Linked DNA regions of Homo sapiens: region 2 is linked to region 1. A link is an interaction called in ENCODE POLR2A ChIA-PET data of the cell type or tissue named here. Cell type or tissue: Panc1. All regions are shown on one strand.

Evidence for each region. ChIA-PET counts read pairs that join two places held together with the same protein. Peaks named below come from ENCODE experiments on the same cell type or tissue, not always from the same donor. Only the 100,000 strongest peaks of a DNase experiment are listed, where the experiment ranks them.
Region 2: POLR2A ChIA-PET joins it to region 1 with 5 read pairs; 1 of 35 experiments calls an interaction of 5 or more read pairs at or near these places.

Annotation. Positions count from the first base shown.
Region 1 is chr11:76,692,250-76,697,249 of GRCh38, forward strand. It overlaps the pseudogene GUCY2EP. Among named protein-coding and RNA genes, the nearest start is that of LRRC32, 24 kb to the left of the region's middle. In Panc1, no CTCF peak of the experiment used is centred here; a DNase peak (open chromatin) is centred at 2,616.
Region 2 is chr11:75,340,187-75,345,186 of GRCh38, forward strand. All of the region lies in intron 1 of ARRB1 (arrestin beta 1), which reads right to left. Among named protein-coding and RNA genes, the nearest start is that of MIR326, 7.5 kb to the left of the region's middle. RefSeq lists enhancers at 335-1,198, 562-751, 1,199-2,062. In Panc1, CTCF peaks have their summits at 2,543 (motif pointing left) and 2,755; no DNase peak of the experiment used is centred here; H3K4me3 peaks cover 757 bases; H3K27ac peaks cover 5,000 bases.

The DNA of each region.
Region 1 (5,000 bases):
TGAGCCCTGTGATCAGCGGATCTAGAGTGCTAAGATCCCACCATCTGTGATTCTCTCCAGCCTTCACAATGGAAGGACCTGGTATGGTGGCCTCCCCTGGGGTGGGAATGCAGCTCCTGAAGGTCAGGAGCGAGGGGGCTTGAGAACATGAGGGTCGGGGCTGGCTGGGCTGGAGGTTCCATGTCCCATCCTGGGCCAGGGCTCTATGGGATGAATATTGTCCTTGGAGCCCTTGGGCCAGCCTGAAGAGCCTAAGGTTGGCATGCTGCCCTCCCCATACCTCTCTGCCCTCCGCACACCTCTCTGCCCTCCACACACCTCTCTGCCCTCCCCACACCTCTCTGCCCTCCGCACACCTCTCTGCCCTCCGCACACCTCTCTGCCCTCCGCACACCTCTCTGCCCTCCCCACACCTCTCTGCCCTCCCCACACCTCTCTGCCCTCCGCACACCTCTCTGCCCTCCCCACACCTCTCTGCCCTCCGCACACCTCTCTGCCCTCTGCACACCTCTCTGCCCTCCCCATACCTCTCTGCCCTCCGCACATCTCTCTGCCCTCCCCACACCTCTCTGCCCTCCCCACACCTCTCTGCCCTCCACACACCTCTCTGCCCTCCACACACCTCTCTGCCCTCCACACGCCTCTCTGCCCTCCACACGCCTCTCTGCCCTCCCCACGCCTCTCTACCCTCTCCACGCCTCGCTGCCCTCCCCACAACTCTCTGTGTCCCTTTCTGGCATAAGTCATCCATTCCTCAGGACGCCCAGTGTTCACCCCCCTAAATAAGACACATCTGCCCTGACTTATTCCAGCTCACTCTCCCCTAACCCCAGCCATACAGAGCAAAGGATTCCACATTTGCTGGCCTTCACGGGCTGTGTGATCATGAACAAGTTGCTGCCCGTCTCTGTGCTGCACCCTCCTGCACCGACGTTCCACAGTGTAATGAAGTGAGTCCCATATGGCACCGAATTTCTGGGACCCAGTGCATCAGGCCTTTAAGCTAGATTGCTCCGGTCTCCCTGCTAGACCTGGCTTCAGCTTAGGAATTTGAGGAAGAGGAGGTGGGGTAGGAAGAAAAGTCACTGAAAGGAATGCTGTACCATTGCCTTTATAGAATGGTAATGTTGAGAGAGAATGCACAGGTTACAGACCTTTCTCTGCCTTTGAGGTAATCATGAGCATTAACAACCCAACATTACACTGTAACAGCAGAGAACTGGCCTTGGGACTGGTGGGTACACAGAGAAGGCATGGCAGTCACTGTTTGTGGGGAAGGAGGAGGAAGATGAGTGTTCCTGGGTCAGGGTAGGCTGCAGTGAGAGGTGATGTCTGATCTGGGATTCTGAGGGATGGGCAGGAGCCCAGCAGTGCTATGGAGAAGGCACAAGCTTTGGAGCCATGAGATCTGAATTACGAGCTATGTGACTTTGACAAGCCACTCTGCCTCTTTAATTGAATTTTTTCAACTGTAAAATGGGGACAACGATGCTCCTTTCATTATTACTATGAGTGATAAATATTTTGATGTGTGTTGTACACTGGCGTGCTACACAGACAGGTCATCAGGAGAAGTGACTTCTCTGTCCTGGCCTTTCCTCTCACAAGGAGCAAGATGGCTCCCAGGAAGCAATGTTTCTTTAGAATTTGGAGAGCATAGAGGGCATGTAAAGGTGACCAGCTACATCCCCAACTTGGGCAGCCACATCAGTCAGATAAGAATCTTTCCTGCTTCCCACAGAAACTGGATCCTTGGAGACTTTTCCCACAAAGACCACAAAATTCTCTCACCTTCAGCTCAGTCTGACCTCTGATATCAATTTGGTAGCTTTCATCAAGGCTGAGCAGTATCTGGACAGTGCTTTGGCTGACATGAATTCTGTATGCTGAGAAGAAAGGCAGTCATCAGATCATCACCTGGTGACAGCATACCTAGTATTTGGTAAAATCATTAAGAGGCTGCGACGACTGCAGTTCCAATCAATCATACACATAGTGATGATTTATGCAATACCCTTCTTCTGGGCCTCTTGTCCCTCTAAATTGTTGGAACACTAAAAGAGACCCAGAGGCAAAGCAAATTACATAGGTTGAGTGCTAAGGGGAACTCACGATGGAGTCAGAACCCCTAGGAACATAATTTCTACTTGTAAGCAAGTCTGTGAAGGCTGAGTCTGAGAAGATACACAGTTTTTAGTTTTCTTTTAAGAGCAGGACTTCCCAGTAGAGCCATAGCGTCCAGCTATGCGGGATGTATGTACTCTGAACATTAAGGAGCAACTACCTACACAGCCAGAGGCAGAGGACCTGGGGCTTCAACATCTTAGCTGCTCTAGCCAAGCCATCATGGTAGCTCCTGCTGCCAGTAAGGGCCAAAAACGCTGGGGATGTCTTCATGGTGGTGTCAGGACTGCCCCAGCATAAAAGGAGGTGGCACGTGACCAATTAAAAAAAAAACACTTTAAAGGGTCTCCTCTTTGTACAATGGGGAAACTAAGGCCTACAGGAAGAACATTTTGCCCAAGGACACTAAGCAAGCCAGTTGCAGAGCCAGGGCTAGGACCCAGATTTCCTGCCTTTTGAGTCATTGTTTTCTCTGCTAATGCCCTCATGAGATCACCACAAATATTGTGTGGAAAGTTAAAAGAGCCAATGACGTATATCATCTCCGTCTATTAGGTTGGTGCAAAAGTAATTGCAGCTTTAGCCATTAGCTGTTTTTTTTCTTTCTTTCTTTCTTTTTTTTTTTTTTTTTTGCGATCTCGGTTCACTGCTCTGCCTCCCGGGTTTGGTGGTTCACGCCTGTAATCCCAGCACTTTGGGAGGCCAAGGCAGGTGGATCACAAGGTCAGGAGATCAAGACCATCCTGGCTAACATGATGAAACCCTGTCTCTACTGAAAATACAAAATATTAGCCGGGTGTGGTGGCATGCGTCTGTAATCCCAGTTACTCGGGAGGCTGAGGCAGGAGAATGGCGTGGTCATTAGTTTTAACGCCAAAATGGCTATTACTTTTGCACCAACATAGTAGTTGCTTTCCTGAAAAGTAGGGTACGCCGCCACCAGGTGGTGATTTGGTTACCAAGAACTATATTAAACAGCCAGGCCGCACAGGTTATTGAAAGAGTCTCTCCCCGGGCAGGATAGAAGTGTGAGATACTCATGCAGCCCTGTGGACTCCATCTGGGAAGCCGTGTTGACAGTGTCCCCAGAGAGGCAATACCAAGGCATCGTGAGACCCACGACCCCTGCTGCACAGGGCCCTGAAACTCGAATGTACCCAGTGAGCTCCAGCAGGTCTTGGACCAGAGAGAGAGCCCAGTGACAGCCTCACCCTTCTCTACCCTCCGTGCCATTCCCCACTGCACTTCCTGGGCTCCAGTTGCGGGGTGAGGATAAAGCTAACTGGAGTCTCCAATGACATCCAGAGAGGAGCTGATGCTTGTGCCAGGCTCTGTGCTGGAGGTGAGGGGCCGTAGATAGATCAGAGCCCCTCCCTGCTCTTGCGCAGCTCCCAGCCTGGTGGGGAGAGATGTGTAACCTGCAATCAAGGCTGTGATGAAAGAAGCACCAGGACTGTGCCAGCACCAAAAAGGGCCTCTAACCCAGCCCAGGGGACTTGCTGGAGAAGAGGATACATGTGCTCTGTTTTGAAGGATGAGAGAATGAGTGGGCAGGGAACAGCAGGTGCAGAGGCACAGAGGCAGGGAACCCGTGTGTGTGAAACTGCACACAGCAGAGTGTGGATGGAGGGCCATGCAGGAAGTGGTGGGAGATGCGGTTGGAGAGGCTATGGCAGTGGCGGGGCGGTGGTGGCAGCGCCAATGGACTTTATCCTGCAGGCGAGGGGAACCATGGTGGAAGGAGTAGGGACATGGGAAGGGTATACTCATGACTCTGAGGGCTCTCCCAGATCCATCCCAGCAATCATTTGGTTGTTTGCATGACCACAGAAGGTTTCTGTCCTGCCTCTTCCATCAGACTATCAGCATCACATATTCTCTTTTTTTTTTTTTGGAGACAGAATCTTACTCTGTTGCCCAGGTTGGAGTGCAGTGGCTCCATCTTGGCTCACTGCAACCTCCGCCTCCCGGGTTCAAGCAATTCTTGTGCCTCAGCCTCCTGAGTAGCTGAGATTACAGTCATGCACCACCACGCCCAACTAATTTTTGTATTTTTAGTAGAGACAGGGTTTCTCCATGTTGGCCAGGCTGGTCTCAAACTCCTGACCTCCTGTGATCCCACTGCCTGGGCCTCCCAAAATGTTCAGACTACAGGCGTGAGCCACCGTGCCCGGCCAGACTCTCTTATTTATAACATAATTAGGACCCCAAAATAATGTAAGGAAAAAGAAACGTAAAATGTTTTTACTATAGAGTTTTGAATCTCAGACATCCAGAAGCATGCCACTGGAGGCGTCCCAGCCAGCGCCCCAGGGAAGATTGGGAGATGGATGTGGCCCCCTCACCCTGGAGGCCCCTAGCCCATACCTGAATGCAGGCCAGCCCTGATGCAAATGGGCACGTTGGGTGCATGCCTCTTCCGGAAGTCACCCACAGAGCCAAGGATATCCAGAGCCATGTTATTGATCTCGGCCGCATGCTGACTGCCATTGCACTGAGGCAGCCCCCACACCACCATGTAGGCGTCCCCAATGGTCTCCACCTAGAAACCACAGCCTTCACAATCCAGCGTGAGAACATATCCTCGCTGGCCCACCACACATTCTGCTACACATGGCTGCTTCTCGGGAGTCCCAACCCGCCCCGTGGGTCTCTGGCCCGCAGTGCCATCTTTGCCAGGCCTCCAGTGCCAAGCACTTTAGCAACGATTGGATCTGTACATTTCAGATCACCTTTGTCTGTATTCCAGGTGACAGTGGCTTTTTTTTTTTTTTGTCTCTGGCCTCAGTCCACAAGCTCCTTGGTGGCAGAGCTGGGTACCCCATCTGCTCAAGGCCATACTGGCACATCAGGGATTAATTTGGAGAGGACCGTAT
Region 2 (5,000 bases), 1.4 Mb before region 1:
GCAGTTTGCAGGCAAATTATCTCAGGACGAGGCCTGTTTCCTCTAATGAGGCTTCCCCGCTTTGCAGCTCTGCTCCCAAGAGAGTTGGAGGGGACAATGCTCAGAGCCAACCCCAGAGGCCTGCACTGAGGAAGCATACATGGCTCACCATTCTACACAGTGTGGGCGGCACTACCACTATCCAAGGCAGGGGGATGCTCCCCACGACCTTCTGGGTGCAGGAATTCTGAGCAATGCAGCACCTCCTCCAAGGCCCCTCTGGGGAAACAGGGAGGAAAGGAGCAGGGAGGCATGCTCAGTTATGTAACCAGCTGCCTTGGAGTCAGAGTCCCTGGCATATCTCAGCCCAGCACTACGAGGAGAGGCTGTGGGGGCTGGGGGTCTTTCTTCTCTTTTGCTGCCTCCTCCAGACCTGGCAGACCCTGTAGCAGGCGCTGCTTTCCAAGTGCCTGAGCTCCAAGCAGGCACCTCCTACTTGGGGTTGGGAACCAGGAAAGCTGTTGTTTTCTGAGTGTGTGAAACAGTGGCCTGCTGGCTCCCTTGGCAGAAAGCCAGGCTCGGGGCTCTGCACAGGGGTGAGGGTTAAGAAAGAGGAGCCTGGGGCCAGGATGCCAAGGGACTTCCCTCCACAACCGCCCCCAGCTTCCTGCTCCCCAATCTCTCCCCACTTCCTCCTAGAGAATCTGCCGTGGGTGAGGGGCCAGAGGGGAGTGGCGCCAGCAGCCCCAGCACCACACTGCTGCTGCTGGCCCTGGGCAATCTCACTTCCCTTCCTGCCTTCCTTGGAGCTTCTCCGCTGGCCGGCACAGCCCCCACTCCCTGTGCCCCCACCCCCGCGCACTCAGCTGTGTACACTACCCTGGACCATGGAAAAGAGGGATGAAAGAGGAGGAAGGGGACATGGGAGAGGGAAGGAGCTGAGATCCACCCTCAGTCTTGAATGATGATGGCTTTTTTGTTGTTGTTGTTGAGACAGAGTCTCACTCTGTCACTCAGGCTGGAGTACAATAGTAAGATCTCAGCTCACTGCAACCTTCACCTCCCGGGTCCAAGCAATCCTCCCACCTCAGCCTCCCTGGTAGCTGGGATTACAGGTGTGTGCCACCACACCTGGCTAATTTTTGTATTTTTAGTAGAGACGAGGTTTCACCATGTTGGCCAGGCTGGTTTCGAACTCGTGACCTCAGGTCATCTGCCCACCTCAGCCTCCCAAGAGGCTGGGATTACAGGCGTCAGCCACCATGCCTGGCCGACAATGGCTTTTTATGAAGCCCTTACCCTCTCTGCCCACAGAAACCCCATTAATATTATTATACCTATTTCCCAAAGGAGAAAACTGAGGCCGGAGAGTTTAAGACCCAAGCTGAAGGTCATGGAGCTAGCAAGTGAGCAGTAGAGCAGAGTCTGCCTAACTCTGAATTCCAAACTCCAAACCTCCTGCCTCTAGCTCTGGGAGCCCCTCCTCCACACTCTCTGAGGGTGCTACTTGGGCAATTCCTACACAGATGGAAATGACACTGCCCAGCCCTGGGGAGGGAGCCCTCGGCCTTAAAGAGTCCCTCGCTGAGGACTAGTTTGGGAACCACAGGACAGTCCCAAAGACAGGACCAAGGCTCAAGGGCAGGACATGCTTGGGGAGCCAGGTGGGCAGACTGCTGCTCCCAACTGTCTTCCCTTCCCACCCAGTCTAGGCTGGCTCAGACTCCTACACTGTCTGCCACTTCCAGAAGGCAGGGCTGCCAGAGGCCAAGCTGTCCCGCCAGAATCACACTGCTGCTCACGCCCTCTCCCCTCCTAACGAGAGAAGGAAAGGGTCCTAGGGAGGAGCCTCTAGGCCAAAGCCTCTCCTACTTCCTGCTTGACACATAGAGAAACTGAGGCCCAATGAGGAAAAGCAGCTTGCCTATGGCAGCACAGGGACAGTGAAGAAGTGAGATCCCTGTCTCCCAGGCCAGAGCCCCTTCCCTCCATTCACCCCACTTGGGTGCTCTCCTCAGATGGCACCTTTGGGCATCTGCCCACTTCTCTCCCTCTTTCTCACCTTCCCTCTGCACTTCCTGCTTCCCTCTCCGAGCCCTGCTCTGCAGACCCATTTCTGAGCCTCCCCTGTTACATCTCCTCCCAGCCTCACCACCTCACCCCCCTTCCCTCTGCTCTGGGCCAAGGAGCAATGCTTGGGTGGTTTAATTAGCTGATTATGACCGCAGCCTGCTGGATGCAGTGCCCAGAATTCTGTCCCCAGTAATTAGGTGGGTTCTGAGTACTTGCCCAGTGGGGAGCCGATGGGGAGCTCTGTGCTCTGCCAGCCAAGGGAGGCTGTCCAGCTGAATAAAGAGCTCCTTGATCACCGGTGGGTCATCGGAAACCATGGTCCCCTCCTCAGGCCGGGTCAAACCACACTGGAGGGACTGCAGCCAGACCCAGATGTCCATCCTAAGGAGGGACTCCCTACTCTCCCATGCCACTGCCCACACCCGGGAAAGGCTCAGTACATGACTGAGGATGAGGATGAAGAATGGAGCGCGCCCTCCAGAGGCCGGGAGAGAATGGCTCCGTGGCCGGGGCACCTATTTAGGAAGTAGGATTGGACCAAGTAGACAGAGAGGCGCAGCAGGAACAAAGGCCCTGAGGCGGGAATGAGCCGCCAATCCCCTTCCCAGAGAGCTCTGGTTGTCAGAAAATACAGTCTTCAAGCAAGGTAAAGCTGAACATCCAGTGACCTCTGCCCTTTAGGTCACAAAGAATAATCTAATTCCTATGGCTCTGGGCTACTTTGAGATATTTTGAAATCAGCAATGATGTCCTATGGTCCTCACCAACCACACTGCCCACCCCCTAGAGTATCTCCTCCCAGCGAAATGCCTTGGCTGAACAAATATTTATGGAGCTCAGCGGCATGCCAGGTCTGCGCAGGTGCTGGGGACAAGCAGATCCAGGGTGCTCTTGAAAAGTTCTTGACCTCACAAGATGACATCATCACGAGTGTGCAAATAACCAGGACCTATGCAGGGAGGGAGGGATGAGTGCTGAGAGAGAGAGATTACAAGAAGGTCACAAAGCGCTGGGAATCCAGTGAGGGCTTCCCAGAGGAAGAGGTGTATGTGATCCAGGCCTTGAAGGATGGGACAGCTGTTGTATGTGGTCAAGTCAGCAATCAGGTACTGAAAGCCAGCAATAATACAGGCTTGTAATGAGGCCTTGGGAGGCTCAAAAAAATGAATCAAACAGGGTCCTTCCCTGGGGGAGCTCACAGCTGGGTTAGGGAGGCAGGGCCGGTGAGACGTCATATAAGCGATAAGAACCGCATAAAACTGACCTTGCACAGGGACTTTCTTTGCTTTATCTTACTTAATTTTAACTCAGTCCTCATGACAACCTACTACCCTATTTTACAGATAAGGGAGCCACAGCAGAGAAAGGGTTAAGTAATCAGGGAAGCCACCCAGCTGGTAAGTGTCAGAGCTGGGACTGGAAACCAGGAAATCTGGTTCTTCCAAGAGCCTAACCGCTATGCTAATCTGCTAATAATCCATGCTAATCAGATCACCGAAGGGCCTGCAGGTGCCCAGAGGAGGCCCCAGAGCAGCAGAGAAGGCTTCCTGGAGGAAGTGTTCCTGACCTGAGTATTTTTTTTTTTTTAAGACAGAGTCTTGCTCTGTCCCTCTGTCGCCCAGGCTGGAGTGCAGTGGCGTGATCTCGGCTCACTGCAAGCTCCGCCTCCCGGGTTCATGCTATTCTCCTGCCTCAGCCTCCGGAGTAGCTGGGACTACAGGCGCCCGCCACCACGCCCAGCTAATTTTTCATATTTTTAGTAGAGACAAGGTTTCACCGTGTTAGCCAGGATGGTCTCGAACTCCTGACCTCAAGTGATCCACCCGCCTCGGCCTCCCAAAGTGCTGTGATTACAGGCATGAGCCACTGCCCTGGACCTGCTACAGATGCTTTATGTCCCTGGAGGTGAACATGACTGCTGTTCAAGGACCTGATACCATGGGAGACAGCACTACCCTTTCGAGCAGTAGCCAATTCCTTCCTGGCCGCCAGCACCCAACACCCATCCCCACCCAGGACACACTCCCTGGTGGTCTCAGTCCCACTGGCCTGTAGCAGAGGCCTGAGACTTTGGCCGCCCAGAAGAAAGGTCACTCCTGGACCTGCTAGCAAAAGGGCCTCTCACCTGATTTGACTTCACAGGGAAACTAGGACCCAGAGAGGGTGCATGTCATGCCCAAGGTCACACAGCAATAAGTAAGCAGTAGAGCATGCCTCTGGGACCATTCTGAGATGGTGAGCCACAGCAGTCTACTCCCCACCCCTCCCCTGGCCCTATGCCAAAACCTGTCCATGCCCTTTGCACAAGGCAGGGGCAAGGGTGAAGAGGGAACAAACCTAGCAGAGGTTTGCTCACCCTCTGTCCAACCCTCTGTTCTCCAACCCCCTACTAGGACTCAAACCACCCCTAGGATGGACGCATCCTGCACACGGGAAGGCAGAAGAGAAGGTGCCCAGGAACCATCTGAGATGATACCTATTCTAATCCCAGGGCTCATGTGGGAGACAAGGCCCCAACTTCAGGAGCCCCCAGTGTGATGGGGGAAGAAAGGAAGAAAGAGTTCAGTCCAGTTCGACAAGCCTCCCTGCAAGGCTGAGGGAAGGGTGTGGCCGCACAAGGACCAAGTGAGTTGGTTGTGGGCTACAGGCCCAGGGCCAGCATGAAAGGGACCTCCTGCCTCATCCAGGCCCATACACGGGCTGTTGAACCACTGAATGGTTCAGACATTGCATCCTGCCTCCCGCTGACTCGACATCAGTCACAGTGCTTCCAGTGCTGAAGGCCCTTTAGACCAGCAGATCCCTCTCCAGGTGCAGGGAGGCAGAAGCTCAACTGTGGCCTCAGCCAGGTGCCGCCCAGCCCCAGGCAGAGGAAAAGCTGTTCAGTTCCTGCGGTGACCTTAGTCACACACAATTCTGGGGACCTGTCTTGTCCAACTCCCAGGGGC